Regions from separate parts of the Homo sapiens genome. Here region 1 is linked to region 2. A link is a loop called in an ENCODE intact Hi-C map of the cell type or tissue named here. Cell type or tissue: dorsolateral prefrontal cortex. All regions are shown on one strand.

What was found. Hi-C counts contacts between places; a loop is a spot of excess contacts. Peaks named below come from ENCODE experiments on the same cell type or tissue, not always from the same donor. Only the 100,000 strongest peaks of a DNase experiment are listed, where the experiment ranks them.
Region 1: it touches region 2 in a loop (8-fold over the local background); 102 of 110 quality-filtered maps call a loop at or near these places.

What each region holds. Positions count from the first base shown.
Region 1 is chr11:113,990,411-113,998,410 of GRCh38, forward strand. It overlaps LOC124902760 (a long non-coding RNA gene), which reads right to left. Exons shown (of 2, transcript XR_007062895.1): 2 at 5,551-5,660. Among named protein-coding and RNA genes, the nearest start is that of HTR3A, 19 kb to the left of the region's middle. In dorsolateral prefrontal cortex, CTCF peaks have their summits at 4,136 (motif pointing right) and 4,336; DNase peaks (open chromatin) are centred at 1,921 and 4,132; H3K27ac peaks cover 1,510 bases.
Region 2 is chr11:114,256,914-114,264,913 of GRCh38, forward strand. It overlaps a transcript of NNMT not described here. Among named protein-coding and RNA genes, the nearest start is that of NNMT, 35 kb to the right of the region's middle. RefSeq lists an enhancer at 702-1,230. In dorsolateral prefrontal cortex, CTCF peaks have their summits at 1,155, 4,310 (motif pointing left), 5,978, 6,187 and 1 weaker place; DNase peaks (open chromatin) are centred at 1,068, 2,358, 4,308, 5,978 and 4 weaker places; H3K4me3 peaks cover 396 bases; H3K27ac peaks cover 4,336 bases.

The DNA of each region.
Region 1 (8,000 bases), 270 kb before region 2:
TGTGCACGACATGCAGGTTTGTTACATATGTATACATGGGCCATGCTGGTATGCTGCACCCATTAACTCATCATTTAGCATTAGGTATATCTCCTAATGCTATCCCTCCCCGCTCCCCGCTAGACTCTCTTCTTAACCATTTGTCAGCAGCTTTGGGAAGAGGTTGGATGGTTAGAAGAAGAGATTTACAGTTAGTTAATCCCAACACTTTGGGAGGTCGAGACAGGCAGATCACTGGAGGTCAGGAGTTCGAGACCAGCCTGGCCAACATGGTGAAACCCTCCTCTACAAAAAGAAAGCCAAAAATACAAAAATTAGCCAGGCATGGTGGTGCATGCCTGTAATCCCAGCTGACTGGGAGGCTGAGGCAGGAGAATCATTTGAAGCTGGGAGGCAGAGGTTGCAGTGAGCTGAGATCATACCACTGCACTCCATCCTATGTGACAGAGCTAGATTCTGTTAAAAAAAAAAAAAAAAAAAGAAGAAGAGATTGGTGCCTCTAGGCCCAGGAAACTGGGAGATGACAAATAGGTTGAAAAGCATTTGCACAGGAAGGATAAACACCAACTTCATGATATTAGGGATCTGGAAAAGGAGTGGAGGATGAGACTAAGGAGGGGTATACAGGGATTCTCAGTTATATTAGTTTTTTAATTTAAATTAAATGGTGGGTTTGCAGTTATGTAAGTTACTCTTTGTACTTTAAGTAGCTGTTATAAGAAGAAACACTAGGAGGTGGGATTTAAGGTATGAGGGTCAGGACCAAGAACACTTAGCAATGGAGAGAAAAGAGGGGGAATCTCGGCTTTGCAACCCCTTGGAAAGATGCTGGAAGGGTCCACACAGCCCTGTTACCTGGGCTCATGATCTTTTAGTGAAGGTGGGAGCAAGCTCTCTCCCTGCAAGTGGATACTGCAACGGAATGGAGATGAGAGCTTCAGCACCACGGCCAGCACCAGCTGGTTTGGTGTTTGGTCATTGAATACTGTCTAACTGGCCGGTTGCTCCTAAGATGAACTAGGAATGAAGTTTCATCTGATACTTCCACTCCAGACATATGTGCTTTTGATTCTAGTTATCAGGGATTCATTAGAAATTTTATATTTATTTTTGCTTTGTTGATGGATAGAGATTAGGGTCTCCCAGCAAAAAGCAAAAGATTGTGAGGCTGGGGATTGGCCCTCACAATCGTTGTCTCCTGCTGAGCAGAGATTGGGCTAAAGATGGGGAGTGTTCATCACTTCTTTCTTGGGATGTCCCCTGGCCCCCATCTGTTGGAGCCTGGTCTGAGAACCAAAAGCTGCCCCATTCCACTAGGACTTGCTTGGACTAGCCATGCTGTTTGGTGATTCTCATGTCTCAGGCCAGAGGGATAGGAAGGTGAACATTCTGGCACTGTCAATGCATCACTGGTCAGTAAACGGGTGGCTACTGGCAAAGTGTCCAACCAGAGAGCTAGTAAGACACTAATCATCCTATTGATTCTCCATCTTTCTCTCCCCACCCTTCACCCACAGTCAATGGGGTGACAGAGCCCAGCATCGAGGCAGCCAATTAATCACCTTGAGAATGAGCCACCACATGTAACATCTTCTGCTCCAGTAGCTACATCCAATCAGCTCATAGATCTGGCATGTGGGCTGTGTTGCCCAGGTATGAGAAACTGAGGCCCAGGGCCAGAGACCCCCGCAGTGCACTAACTCCTGATCATCAGTACAAATCTTGGTCTTCTCCCAAGGAGACTTTTGCTCCATCGAGGGTATGAGAACATCCAGAATTTCCCTCCCACCTGTTATACCTCCTGGAAGCTGCTTCCTCCCCTCCTCTTGACACTTTAGCCAGTTGCCTCTCATTCTGTCCTAGCAGAGAGGAGACCAGAAACACTCATGTCTTTATAAGTGCTTCCGGGAAGCTTGCCAAGTCTCTTGCCCATCTCCGCTTCTCTCCTGCAGCCTTCTCTATTCACCAACAAGTACACTCAGTTCTCATTTCCTTTTCCCATTTACCCCGTTTCTCAGTGATGTTATTTCTACTAAAAAGATTCCATCAAAGGTGCTGAAAGTGCCCAGCCTGAACCCTTCTGTGAGTTTGTGACTGGCACTGCTTCAAAGCCATGGAGTCTGTCTCCTGCCATCCTGGAAAGGAGGCTGCCTTTCCTCTGGACGTTGGCAACCTGGCCTCAAGGATCTCAAGGGCACCTCCCAGGAGTGGACACTCAGTGGTTTTCTGAATAGCTCAGGCAGACTGGCTGCACTCAGAGGCCAGGATATGGGCATAGGGGAGATTCCCTTCAGAGAACACGAGGCAGAAAAGTTGCCTGGTTGGGTGAAGGAGGGGGAGGAAGAGCTTGCAGAGAGGTGCAGTTCAGCATTCACCAGCCAGATCCTCTTCCCTCCCCCACCTCCCCCCAGCTTCTGAATCAATACATTTTGAATCTAATCTAATAACAGAGATTTAATGAGGGGATAATGCATGTGGAGCCGCCAGGCGCTTTGTCTCTTCTTTCATGCAGCAGCTGGGGCCCATTATCTGGGGACAATGCCCCGTGCTAATCACTCCCTCTCTCTCCTCCCTCCCAAATGTTTGGGGAGGGGAGGTGAGCGAAAGAGGGCAGCTCCTCCCTTGATTGGAGGGAAGTGGAAGGGTGGAGGGGGGAGGATGAAGTCGAGAAGGTTCTGGATGGTTCCCACACAATAGTCTTGACCTGACGCCAACTCACTGGTCTTCTTCCCGGGCCACACTGTGCACCCTGATCAGTGAGAGGTTGGGGGAGCCCTACCAGTGCATACAAACAGCAGATAATTAATTATCAGCTGCAGTATCAGCTCTGGAAGTTGGGTATTTTTTTTTCTTTTTTCTAACTTGGTCCTCTATAATTTAAGCTATCCCATTGAGGCCTGTGATTGGCCAGCCCTGACTGTCATGGTTAGAGAATTAAACCCTGGTTTTAGAGACCAAGAATATCCCTCTCTGAAACAGAAGCCTGATCTATATTCTCTTTCTACTATCTGGAGGCATGGAGTTTAGACTGTAGGAAGAACTTTCTGATAATGCTATTACTAACATGAATTAGATCGGGAGTGGAAAGGGAAGGATTGGAATCTCATTTCCTAGAAGACTTTAAAAAGAGACCTTTATCTGTTGAGGTTGGGAAGGGGCAGATCAGGAAGAAGAGAAGATCTGCCTTGATTTCCTATCAGAGGTCCAGTTGGGAGGGCTCCCAGAGCTGGCACACCCAAAGCCTGACCACTCCTATTCATTTTTTGAAACATACTTATTGAGGACAGTGAAAGAGTGCCGTGTGAACAGGGAGATTCAAAACTTGAAATCTGGCCCCAACACAGGCTAGCTCTGAAACCCTGGACAAGCACTTAGCTGCCCTGTACTTCAATCTTCTCACCTGTAAAATGGGAATCATATTAGTACATGGCTCATAGGTGTGGTGGGGACCGTGCTCCCAATATGGAGCAAAAGTCCAGGAAATCATGAGGCTGTGGTGGGGAGACGGCTAGAGGCGTATCGGCCCTTCTCGGATGGCTCACATCTCATTCTGAATGGGTGAGAACTGCTCATAGGGCACTGTGGAGGAGAAGCCTTTCTCCTTCATGTCCCCATTTTACAAATGAGCGAGTGAGATGAACTGGTCACTCAGCATAAGCCCAGAGGGGGATGAAGCTCCTGTCCCTATCAGGCTGAATCCAGACCTCTGTGTCCAACACTTTCCTGACTCTTTTCTCCCATTACCACCTTCCCTCCTTTGCCTCTGCACACTCAGAGCTTCTTTGCACACGGTTCCTCCCTAAAACCACACCTTTGAGTTCCTGCTCTGGGAAAGCCTATGGGATACTGGCAAACTTTTCTGTGCTCCTCCTATGCAACACCACCTGCTGTGTCCCTGTATCTGCAAAGAGAGCTAAACTCTTGGCAGACAGACACATCATGAGTATGACAGCTGGGACTAGGGGAGCCTGGAAATTCACCACCATGAGCCTGGGAGAACTCCAACCCCCCCCTCCCAACCCCCGTCCCACTTCAGATGGAAAGAAGTATCCATCCTAAAGACCCCAGTGAGATGTCAATCTTTGGCCGGGGCGGCCACAACCCTGCCTTCTAAGTGGTTTCCACAAGGTGGCAGCAAAGTCCAGAAGTTCTATGGAGGGGCCTTTAGGAACTATTTTGTTGCCCCCTTCCGTCCCCCAGCCTCAAAATAAAACCCTCATCCCTCTCCAGGGGCCTTTGAAGCCCCCTTCCTTCAAGGCCAATACTTTCCTTTGGGCCATCATTAAGGACTGTGCTCCAGAGTGCTTTGGAGTGCTTTTACTCTATTCTGATGCTCTGGCAGAGGCCAGCCCCCAGTCCCCACCCCATCACACACCTGTGCCCATGCAGATCCCCCAGCAACTCAGCCTCCTACTTATGTGCTCACACCTGGACCTCACCTTCAGCTACACGTGTAGTTAGTTGCTCCAGCTATTTCCCTTTCTGCTGTTGCAATGAAGATATTGATGCCTGATGGCAAAGAAGGCCATTTTACCCCAAACCCACGTATACAGAGGCTACAGACTCTCTGCCTTTCTCTTCTGCCCATGTCTCTAAAGCCCCAACTCCAGCTCATCTCACACTGGCTTTGAGGTGCTCCTCAATGGTCCTAGGAAATGAGGGGCAAGAGTGAGGTGCTGCCCGGAGCAGGAGCTGGGGGAGGACGAGGTCCGTGGTTAGATGGGGAGGACGCGACCCTGGGAGATGTTCACTCATCAAAGGGCTCCAGGGCAAGGACTGGAGAGAGGAAGTTGGTTCTAGGTAGGGTTTTCGTGACATGATTGCCTCACCCATCCCATGGCAGGTGCTGTTGCTCCTGCTAGCTGTGTGGACTAGTTTCCTGTTGCTGCCGTAACAAGTCACCAATGTGAAACACAAATTTGTTATCATACAGTTCTGGTGGTCAGAAGTCCAACACATGGATCCACAGGGCTGTGTTCCTTCTGGGAAATCTAGGAGAGAATCTGTTTCCTTGCCTTTCCCGGATTCCAGATGCAAGACACCTGCACCTGTATTCCTCAGTTCGCAGTCCCTTTCTTCAGCTTCAAAGCCAGGAGCTCAGTACCTTTGACTCCTCTCTCTCTCTCTCTCTCTCTCTGTGTGTGTGTGTGTGTGTGTGTGTGTGTGTATCTCATCTCTGCTTCTCTGCTTTGCTTTGTCACATCTCCTTCTCTGACTCTCCTAACTCCATCTTTCCTTTATAAAAACCTTTGTGGTTATAAAGGGCCCATCTAGATAATTTAAAATAATCTCCTCATCTCAAGATTCCTAAATTAATTACACTACAAAGTCCCTTTCATCTTGCACCTTAACATAATCACATGTTCTGGGGATTGGGAAGTGGGCATCTTTGGGGGCCCATCATTCTGTCTACTATCCTGAGACCTTAGGCACTTTGCTTTACTTCCCTGTTTCCTCACCTGTAAAGGTGACATCATAAAAGCACTGCCTTATGGATTGCTGTGAAGAATAAAGGAGCTGATACAGGTAAAGGGTCTGGCACAAAGTAAATGGTTGACAAATTTCAACTATGGTTTTATTATTGTTCGTATGTATAAATCTAGAAGCTTCCTGCACAACAAAGTTGAGGTATGGTTCATCACAGACCCGTTGAATTAATACTGTAAAGGAAATAATACTTTTTATCAGGCATTTGTGTAAAATGGCAACTTTGTGGTGATGAATATTGAGTTCCTTTACAACTTTGTTTTTTTAGACAGAGTCTTGCTCTGTCACCCACGCTGGGGTGCAGTGGCACAGTCTTGGCTCACTGCAACCTCTGCCTCTGGGTTCAAGCAATTCTCCTGTCTCATCCTCCTGAGTAACTGGGATTATATTTATTTAATCTCATGCACCATGCGATGGCAATGAAGGTTTACCCAAAACCCATGTATACACAGGCTATGGAGGACTCTCTGCTTTTCTCTTCTGCCCATGTCTCTAAAGCCCCAAATCCAGCCCATCCCACACTGGCTCTGAGGTGCTCCTCAATGGTCCTAGGAAATGAGGGGCAAGAGTGAGGTGCTGCCCAGAGCAGGAGCTAGGGGAGGGCAAGGGTCCTCCCCCAGCCAGGTCCACACCTGGCTCATTTTTGTATTTTTAGTAGAGATAGGGTTTTGCCATGTTGGCCTGGCTAATCTCAAACTCCTGGCCTCAAGTGATCTGCCCACCTCGGCCTCCCAAAGCGCTGGGATTACAGGCGTGAGCCACTGTGCCCAGCCCCTTTATAACTTTAGAAGAAGAGAATAGAAAAGCAGAGTCATGGAGGTAATGATTCCAGGACACCAGACTGGCAGGAGACAGATGGTCAGGCCAAAGACGACCTCTGTCTTTTCCCTACCTCCTCCTACTCCCAGGATCTGCTCATCTTCCTGGGAAGATGAGGGGTTTAGATGGTGGTAAGCACTTTTTTTGAGCAGAGTCTTGCTCTGTCGCCCAGGCTGGAGTGCAGGGGCATGATCTCTGCTCACTCCAACCTCTGCCTCCTGGATTCAGGCAATTCTTGTGCCTCAGCCTCCCAAGTAGCTGGGACTACAGGTTTGTGCCACCACTCACAGCTAATTTTTTTTTTTTTTTGGTAGAGATGGGGTCTCACTATGATGGCCTGGCTGGTCTCAAACTCCTGACCTGCCTCAGCCTCCCAAAGTGCTGGGATTTCAGGCGTGAGCCACTGCTCCCAGCCCAGATGGTGGTAAGGACTTCTTGAAGCAAGAGGTGTTAAACACAGAATGGGTGTAGAATTATTCACTCAGAAGCCTTTAACAGAGACACCCACCCCTTCCAAGCCTCTCCTGTAGAGGCAGGAGATGGACAGGATGACCTCTAGAGACCTTCTGAGCTTCAGGTCCAGGAAATCCTGCCTTTCCATCTGCGTGACACCTAATCAAGGGCTCAGGCTCCAGCTCTGTGCACTCCATCCTTTCTTCTTGGTCAACCCTTCCACCCCCCCTGCCCTTTTCCCCCAAGGGCTCGTTTTTCTGGTTCTTACTAATGAAACTCAAATCCATATGGGCTTGTCTTTGGGCTTAAAATTCCCATGAGGTGTTCACTCCTAAAAGTCCCCTGAAGGTGAGCAGAGCATTTCTCCTCCTACTTTGTCCTCAGCCACGATGTGCTCTCTCAATGCCCTCTCCTACGTCTGTACTCTCCCAACAACTGTAATCCATGTGTTTATTGTTGGGTGATTTGTTTAGCATTTATCTGGCTCCCAGCCTGTAAGTCTTGGAGGCAAATATTTCACACCCTCTTTTCCACTCACACATCCCTTGACACACAGCTCACGCTTTGTATTTAGTGAGCATGGCAATGAATGAATGGACTGGGGCTGGGAACAGGGACATGGACCATGCAGAAGGAAGACCATATCTAAAACCCTTCTCTGGGCTACTCTTCAGCTCTCACCATCACTGCTGGTTTGAGTAGGGAGAAAAGAGTGGAGGCAGCTGAGAGTGAATCTTCTCTGAGACCCCTGAAGAAAATGAATCGGTGGCTCACGCCTGTAATCCCAGCACTTTGGGAGGCTGAAGTGGGTGGATCGCTTGAGTCCAGGAGTTTGAGACCAGCCTGGGCAACATAGTGAGACCCCGTCTCTACAAAAAATAAAAAAGTAGCTAGGCTCATCCCTCTAGTCCCAGTCCCTCAGGAGGCTGAGGCGGGAGGATGGATTGAGCCTAGCAGGTCGAGGCTGCAGTAAGCTGTGATCGTGCCACTGCACTCCAGCCTGGGCAACAGAACAAGTCCCTGTCTGAAATAAAGAAAAGAAAAGAAAACGAATCCTTTTCCCCCGGAAGTTCCACATTGTGCTCTAGTGGGTTTGGGGCTGTGTCTTCCAAAACCATGATCCCCTGTGGCAAGGACTTGACTGGATTTTACCCAGTGCCATATCGAGTCCTGCACGGTATGCTGGGCATAGGACAGAGGCTCAATCTTTGTAGAATTAATGAAGTGGGTGCTAGCGCAGG
Region 2 (8,000 bases):
TGCTTCAGCACCTCTGCCTGAGGCCGTCCTCACTGCCTGTCTCTGACCAAAATAACCCCTCTCCTCCTCAAGACCCAGGGGACACAGCCATGATTGTCGTGCTGGGTCACTCCGGTAGGGTAAACCCACACCGAGCATCAGGCCTGGCCTCCAGCATCACCAGGAGTCGCAGGGAGCCATCACCCCACGCGCCACCGCCACCCACCTGGGGAGCCAAACAAGGCCTGGCCTGCCAGGGGTGGCACTGGGAGGGTTACCTTTCAGCCCTGTTCTCCTGGGGCCAAGACCCGGGTCTGTCTGACCCTGGGGTTGCTGAGCAGAAACCGCCTGGAGCTACCCCTACCACCGGACAATCTTCCCAGGAGGAGGAACAGGTGCAGCCTGGGGGCCTCCAGCCCCTAGAAGTTGCTTCTCTGTCTTTGCTTTCTCCTCTCCCTCTTTGCCGTCTGCTGTGCTTTCTTGACCCCTCCTGCCCCTCATCTTTTTCCTCTCTCCCAATCTTTTTTCTCTCCTTTCCACTCCTCCCCTCTCTTCCTCATCTGTGGTCTTTTCTCCTTTCTTTTTGCTTTTGTTTCTCTGTCCCACCTTATTTTCCCTCTCCACATATTTCTCATCTGGGAAACCAGTCCTTAACCAAATTCTGTGTTTTGATTTTGAGCAGTTGCCACCATTCCCCCAAGCCGTCCTGATCCTGGCTTTTCTTGGGCCCCTGCCTATTTCCTCACCCCCACACTCTACTCCAACTCCCCGACACACACACACAGACACACACACACAGCCTCCTCGCCCCTCCCCCAGCTCCCCTCCCCTCCCTCAGGCCTCAGCTTTCTCTTGACAGATGGGAGGGCAGTGAGCACTCCCTCTTTAAAACAACATTTAATCGCCGTTTTCTGTTCTTGGACATCAAAGCTGGGGCTTAGGCGCTGTGCTGGGGTCGCGGCGGCGCGGGCGCTGGGGGAGAGGAGGTGAGTGAATAGGGGCTGGGCTGAATGGGCTTTGTGTGACCGCCAGCTCTGCCAGCTTTACATGCTCTTTGACCCAGATATGATCTCATGGAGAGAAAGGGGCCCTGGCCAGGCCAGCCTGAGAATGCTCCCTCCGTGGCCTGACTCAACCCCTCTCCTCCCTGCCTGGGGCAGGCGGCCCCACTGCCGCCCCCTGCCAGCCCCGGCTGCCACTGCCCTCTGCCCCAACCCTGGCAATTGTGGGCAGCCTCCTCCAGAACACACTCACCAGGAGGGCACATTGCTGGGGTCAGAAGAGGGGACAGGCACCGAGGCAGGGGCTGGGAGGATGCCGCCGTGGGGCTGCAGGGTGTTCTCCAGGGACCTTAAGCGGGAGCTCCCCGCATGCCCTGTAGTCCTGGCTGGGTTCAAGGAGGCGTTTGGGTCATTTCAGCCTTAGCAGCTCTCCTCCCAGTCGCTCTGAGGAACTCCTCTCCTGACCAAAGTGGAGAGCTGAGGCCCGGCGCCAGCAGAGGTTTGCTGAAGACTCAGGCAAGTTGCAGCCCGTGAGAAGAGGCATAAGGGAAGCCAAGGCCAAGGCCGCCTCCCTCCACTCAGCACGGCCAGGCCTTCCCATGTGGGAGCCCCTCACGCCCCTGGCACCAGGAAGGGAGGGGATTGGGGATCTGAAGATGACTGGCCTCAGTGCCCTGCTTCAGCCCAGACCCTCTGTCACTTCCATCCTCTGCTTTGCTTGCTGCCCAGAGCGATTTTCCAAAAATGCAAATAGCATCATGTCGCTCCCTAGATGAGAGTCCCTGGTGACTCCTCAGTACTCTGAGGATGGAATTCAAACTCCTTAACAAAGTTCCAAGACACCCTGAGTGACAGAGCCCCTGCTCAGCACCCAACTTCGTCTTAAGATCACTCTTGAGCCCCTCGGCCAACCCCTACTCTGCTCCAGCCGATGGGACCACGGGTGTTCTGGGCCACACCGAGCTCCATTCCCCTGTGGGCCTGTGCGTGTGCTGTTTCCTCTTCTGAGAGCTACGCAAACACACACACCCCTTCTGTCTGGCTCTCTCAACTTCTCCTTTTTCACTTTTCAGCTCAAACCTTCTCTCAGGAAGCCTTCCCTGGACCCCTGAAGCTAAATTAGGCATAGAGTCTCTATAGTACCATTTAGTCACCTGTTTCCTTAACTGTCACCATTACCAGACTGTCAGTTCCTTGAGGTCAGGAATTGTGTGTTATCTATCTTTGTGTTTCCAGAGCTTCATGCTGCCTGGCACATGATAGGCACCCGGTAAATCTTTGTTGTATAAATAGATGAAAGAAAGAGAGGGAGAAGGAGGGAAACAGAGAGGTAATTAGCACTCCAGGGCTCATGTTGCAGTTGTCAGGGGCACGTGAGAGCAGGGAAGGAGGAACATCACATGCCCGCTCGGGCACCTCCCCAGGACACGTGTACACACACGCAGAGGCCCAGTGGGGGGGGGGGAGCTCCTGCATCCCCACACCTGTGCTCATGTCGATTCATAGACCACCTGACCCGTGTCTGCCGCATGCCAGAGGAAGGAGCAGGAGGCAACAGGGCAGTGGTGCTTCATAGTTGGGAGCTGCCTGGGTGTTGCTGGGCAGGATGCGGGGCAGGAGAGGGGCTGGGGGGTTGCATATGTAGACACCTGGTCCTTGGCCCATGGGGGCAGGTCCATCCCCCAGCTCTCTGTGTGGTTTCAGGCCCAGCCCCGCCGCCATCCCCACTTCCACTCGTGGGCTGGCAGGAGGGCAGGCTCCTCTCCAGGCTGCGTTTTCTGCACCCAGGGGGTGCCTCAGTGAAAGTGAACTCGCTCATTTAAACCTGACTCTGCCGCCCTGCAGCCCCCTGCAGCGCTAATTACCCTGTAGTTCTAAACTGATTGCTGTACACTAAGCTTAAGCCCTCCTTTATTTATTTACTGACTACATTAATAGCAAAGCCACGCTGCGTTCAGCCGCTCCCAACTGTACACCGGCTGGCTGCACCCGTTCCCTCATGTCTTCCCAGGGAGGCAGGGTGGAGAGATGCAGCCTGGCACAAGGCCCCCTTACCCACCACCCTGACTGAATCTCCAGGGCCAGACAACATGAGAAATCACTGACTTCATCCATACCTACTCTGGGACCCGATGGGGCTCCTCTTATTCTGACTCTATGACAGAGTGGGAACATACAACACACAACAGCTCACCAAGCAGAGGGGTCTGCTATTCACAGCACACTCAGAATGCTGCCTTTCAGCCTTCACTTGTGGGATGAGACGCTGAGCGCTGGCCTCATTTTACAGATGGGTAAACTGAGGCTGTGGCTCCATAGCTGGTAGGTGGTATCTCAGGCATGCTGTCCATCGCGGAGATGGCCGCCCCACTTGTCCCCACCCAGCCAGCTTTGACAATTTCTGTTGTGTGTTCCCATAACTTCTACCCCTTGCCACGAGAAAGGAAGCCCTTCCCTATGTGGAACTGAAACTGCTTTTTTGCTCTCAGCTTTTCTGCCTCATTCACCTGCTTGTCCAGAATTTGCTGGCAACTTTGGGAATACAGCCTTTCCTTCATTCTCAGCCTTTACCAAGCAGGTCTAAGTCAGACCTTCGATGCCAATCCCCACTTCCCTCCAGCACTCACACATCCAGGGATGTCTGGGGAGAGGAGGCCCGCTCCGGGCTCCGGTGTGGTCAAGCCCTGCTGGTTCTCCCATTCTGGGGTACAGAGGTGCTCATAAACACTGTCCTTGCCTGCATCTCTGAGTGCCCTCAAATCCCCTGAGGCAGAGCTGGGCCCTGGCCTTGGGGCACAGCAGCTCTCTGAAGACCAGATGGGCCCCATCAGGGTGCAGCATACGGACCCACGGAACCAAGCACCCAGGCTCTACTCTGATGCCAAATAGCTTGGTGGCTGCCGTGCGGTGCACCCTAGAGGAAGAGGGGCAGCTGAGATTTGGCAGAATCTGGGATTCAGTCGAGGGGACCTGGGTTTGAGGCCAGCTCTGCTGTGCACCGCGTGACCTTCACTGTATCTCAAAGGCTCCCGAAGGCCTCACTTCCTCAACCCTAAGACTGGGGTCAGCAAATACCTAGCCCACCCATCCTCAGGACAATTGTGAAGCCAACTAGAGTAACGACGTGAATCAGCTTTCTAAACACCACGATGCTATAAACGTGAGTTATCAATGGGGACAGGCTCTGGCTGGTCTGGAAGGGGAGCTGGGGTCCTAGACATTTATTTCCAGAACAGGAGCCCACGGAGCCAGGGACCCAGGAGCCTGGGATTCTGGAGTAGTGAGGCTGCTGCCGGCATCTCCGGGACTCTGTCTCCACCTAGTGGGCACTGACTGCAGGTGCTTCTGCTGCTAAGGCCGCCTGGAAAGCAACTGGGGTTGCACATCCCCTTAAAAGCTGCCTTGGGGCCGGGCGCGGTGGCTCACGCCTGTAATCCCAGCACTTTGGGAGGCCGAGGCGGGTGGATCACCTGAAGTCGGGAGTTTGAGACCAGCCTGGCCAACATGGAGAAACCCCATCTCTACTAAAAATAAAAATAAATTAGCCGGGTGTGGTGGTGCATGCCTGTAATCCCAGCTACTCGGGAGGCTGAGGCAGGAGAATCGCTTGAACCCGGGAGATGGAGGTTGCGGTGAGCCGAGATGGCGCCATTGCATTCCAGCCTGGGCGACAAGAGCGAAACTCCATCTCAAAACAAACAAACAAACAAACAAACAAAAAGCTGCCTTGGTTCCTTTGGGTCCCCTGCTATCCCAGGTCAGGGTAGGGCTGAGTAAGGAGGGAATGTGGTTCAGATTTGTGCCAGAGAAGAAACGCTTTAAACTACTCGGGGTTGGGGGACGGTGTTCCGCTGGGCCTTTCCAGAAGTCTTCCTAAGTCAATAGTTCTTTCTTGACTTTTCTTCTCCCATCCACCAACTGGCCATATCAAATCCAACTCCTCCCATCCCTAAAAAGCTGAGTGGGAAGCTGCTGTCAGTCAGCCCTAACCCCAGGGATACGCGAGGCCTCATCTTGCACTGAGGGAAGATCAACCTCAGATGGAATTCAGCTTCTCGGAAGCTTTGTGACTGGGAAAGAAGCAGGCAGGCCTCGAAGGGTTTGCAGAAGGAGCCCAGAGTGCCCCTAGGGCTGGGTCACTGAGACCCTGGGACGTGACAGTAAAAGGCTACAGGGCAATGGGACAAACTCTTACTTCCTGAGGTCCTGAACCTTCCGAAAGCCTAGAAAACCCATAATGGAGGGTCGCTGAAGTCAGCTCCTGCCTTTAAATCCAACTGCCCTTTTTAAATTTTATTTTTATTTTTTATCTTCAGCTTTTAAGTTCAGGGGTACATGTGCCGGATGTGCAGGTTTGTTCCATAGGCAAACATGCGCCTTGGTGGTTTGCGGCACAGATCATCCCATCACCTAGTTACTAAGCCCAGCATTCCTTAGCTATTCTTCCTCATGCTCTCCCTTTCACCCCCAACCCAACACAGGCCCCGGTGTGTGTTGTTCCCCTCCACGTGTCCATGTGTTCTCATTGTTCAGCTCCCACTTATAAGTGAGAACATGCGGTGTTTGGTTTTTTGTCGAACTGCCCTTTTAATGCAGTGAGTGAGACTGGTGCCTGTCCTAAACCCTCCACACCCCACTTTCAGCTCTCAGAACCAGTTCACCAGCCAACCCCTGCACTTGGCCTACAGATGATTTGACTGGAAGTGATCTTAGGACAGGTCATCTTTTCACTCTCCTTGCCTCTGTGCGCTTCCAGCCATCTCAAATGGATGCAACTAAATGGTTTGGAAAACCCCTCCAACACGAAACTTCTAGGATTCTAGGACTCTAGGACTCTACTATAGAGCCAACTATAAAGATCCTCAGAAAAACACATACCCCTGGCTCCCTATCACCTGTCAGCACTTTTTAAAGCAGCAGCATTTCACTTTGTTTTCCCCTCCACGCCGACCAGTGTGGTCTTCAGCATAGAGTGAGCTTCTAGTGACACGAGCTGGAGGGAAAGAGGAAGTGCATCAGGACGGCTCGTCCAATGGACAAGGTAAGGGAAAGATCTTCCCTAATAACTCTCCATTTGGGAAGGAGGGAGTCACAAATGGCAGGGGAGGTGGGGACACTGGCCCTCACCAGCTCAACTTGAGGAATACTCACCTTACTCTCAGAAATCTGTCGATTACCATTCCTCCTTCACCCCCATCCCAAGCATGGGTACTTGACCTTTTCCTGAATTCTCCACAGCTGACACCAGCTGAATGCTTTTCCTGAATTCTCTGGCACAGCTGAGACCAGCCTGGGATATTTAAATTAGATTTCTCTGAAGTCTCAAGGATGGCAAAAGAAAACAAGCACCAATGAAACTGAGTACCCCCCCTGTTTCTAAGAGAAAAAAAGTTAATTTTTACAGTTATGATTATTTTCTCTTTTCTCTTTTCTCCTATTCCCTGCTTCCTACTTAGCTCTTTAGAAATGATTATAACCTTTACCTTCCCTTCACCAGACACTCCCTTCTGGGCAAGCTTATCTGACTGTGTGCTTACTTAGCAGCTCCAGAGCTGAGCTCTCTCCTACCAGGAGCTTGCGTCGAGAGACAGCAGTCAATTATTTACAACCTGAAGGGTGCCCATTACAAAACTCTTTCCCACCTGAAGAGTATCTCAAAATCATGGCCACTTTATAACCTAGCTCTGCCCACGATGGCACCAGCTCAACCACCTGGCAGATAACGCACAAACCACGTAGACCCCACACCTGCTCGCTCCCTCCCCTGTATGCCGTTCAAATTAAGTCCCCCTTTAAAAGTCCCGAATTTCTGCCCCAAAAGTGAAGTGCTAGCCTTAAAGGCAGAAGCCTGGACTTCCTCCCCTAAGCTAAACTTTGGAATAAAGTCAGTGTCTTTATACCAGACCTCTTGTTAGTTGAACTCTACAAGTGGCAAGCAACTGAACCTCCATTTTGGTTACACCAAGAACAGCATAACATTAGATCATCTGGTTCACAGGCAGCAGCATGGCTCCCATATCATGCCTTCCTGCCTGGTTCTCTGCCTGCCTTCAGGAGACAGGGCCTGTCTTTAATCCCTGCCACTGACAAGCCTGATAAAGTGAGACCCAGAGTGACGTGGGCTTCCTGTTTCTAATGGACTATGTGTCCATCCTCTTATTAAAAGTCAGCTCCTCCTCTTGGGCTCTGGATCATATCCTCTCAGTCTTTCCAAGCCCTTTGCTCCTGTGCTTGTCTTCTGTTTGCTACATCCATTTCCCCCTCTCTTCCTAATTATTCACATCAGCATAGAACACCTCCCATTTTAGCAAACCTTTCCTTGAGCCCACATCCCCCTTTAGCTTCCACCCATATTTCTCTCTTCCTTGGAAGAGCAAAATTCTAGAGAGCTGTCTGCAGACACTGTCTTCCTTCCTTTTTCTTACAACAATTTCCAATTTGAGTTTTATCTCTGTTATTCCTTTAAAATTGTCTTTTCAAGTTCACTAGTGGTTCCACCATGCAAAATGCAATGGCTTCTTTGCTGATCTGAAAATATAGGATTAACAAACTCAGTTTCTTCCTGCCACCCTCTCACAACATAGTCACATGCAGCTTCTGACACCTAATGTAGGGGGCTTCTCCCCACACACCAAGCAAGCACTCCTCCAGTAGCTGACACCAGCTGGGTGCTCTCTAACTCAATTCCATTCCAACACTACCTACCTGGAGATAGCATCAGATCCCACAGGTTAAGGGTTCAGTCCCACAAAAGCGCCTCCCACTTCCAATGCCAATCACAAGCTCCAGGTTGTTTGATCCGTGCTTCTGATGACCAGCTATATATCAGGGTTCCCACAACCTCCTCATTGGGTTTGATTAATTTGCTAGAGTGGTTCACTGAACTTAGGGAAACATCTACATTTACCTATTTACTATAAAAGATATTACAAAGGATACAGTTGAAGAGATGCATAGGGCAAAGTATGGGAAGGGGCTTGGCACTTCCATACCCTCCCTGGGTGTGCCACTCTCCAGGAA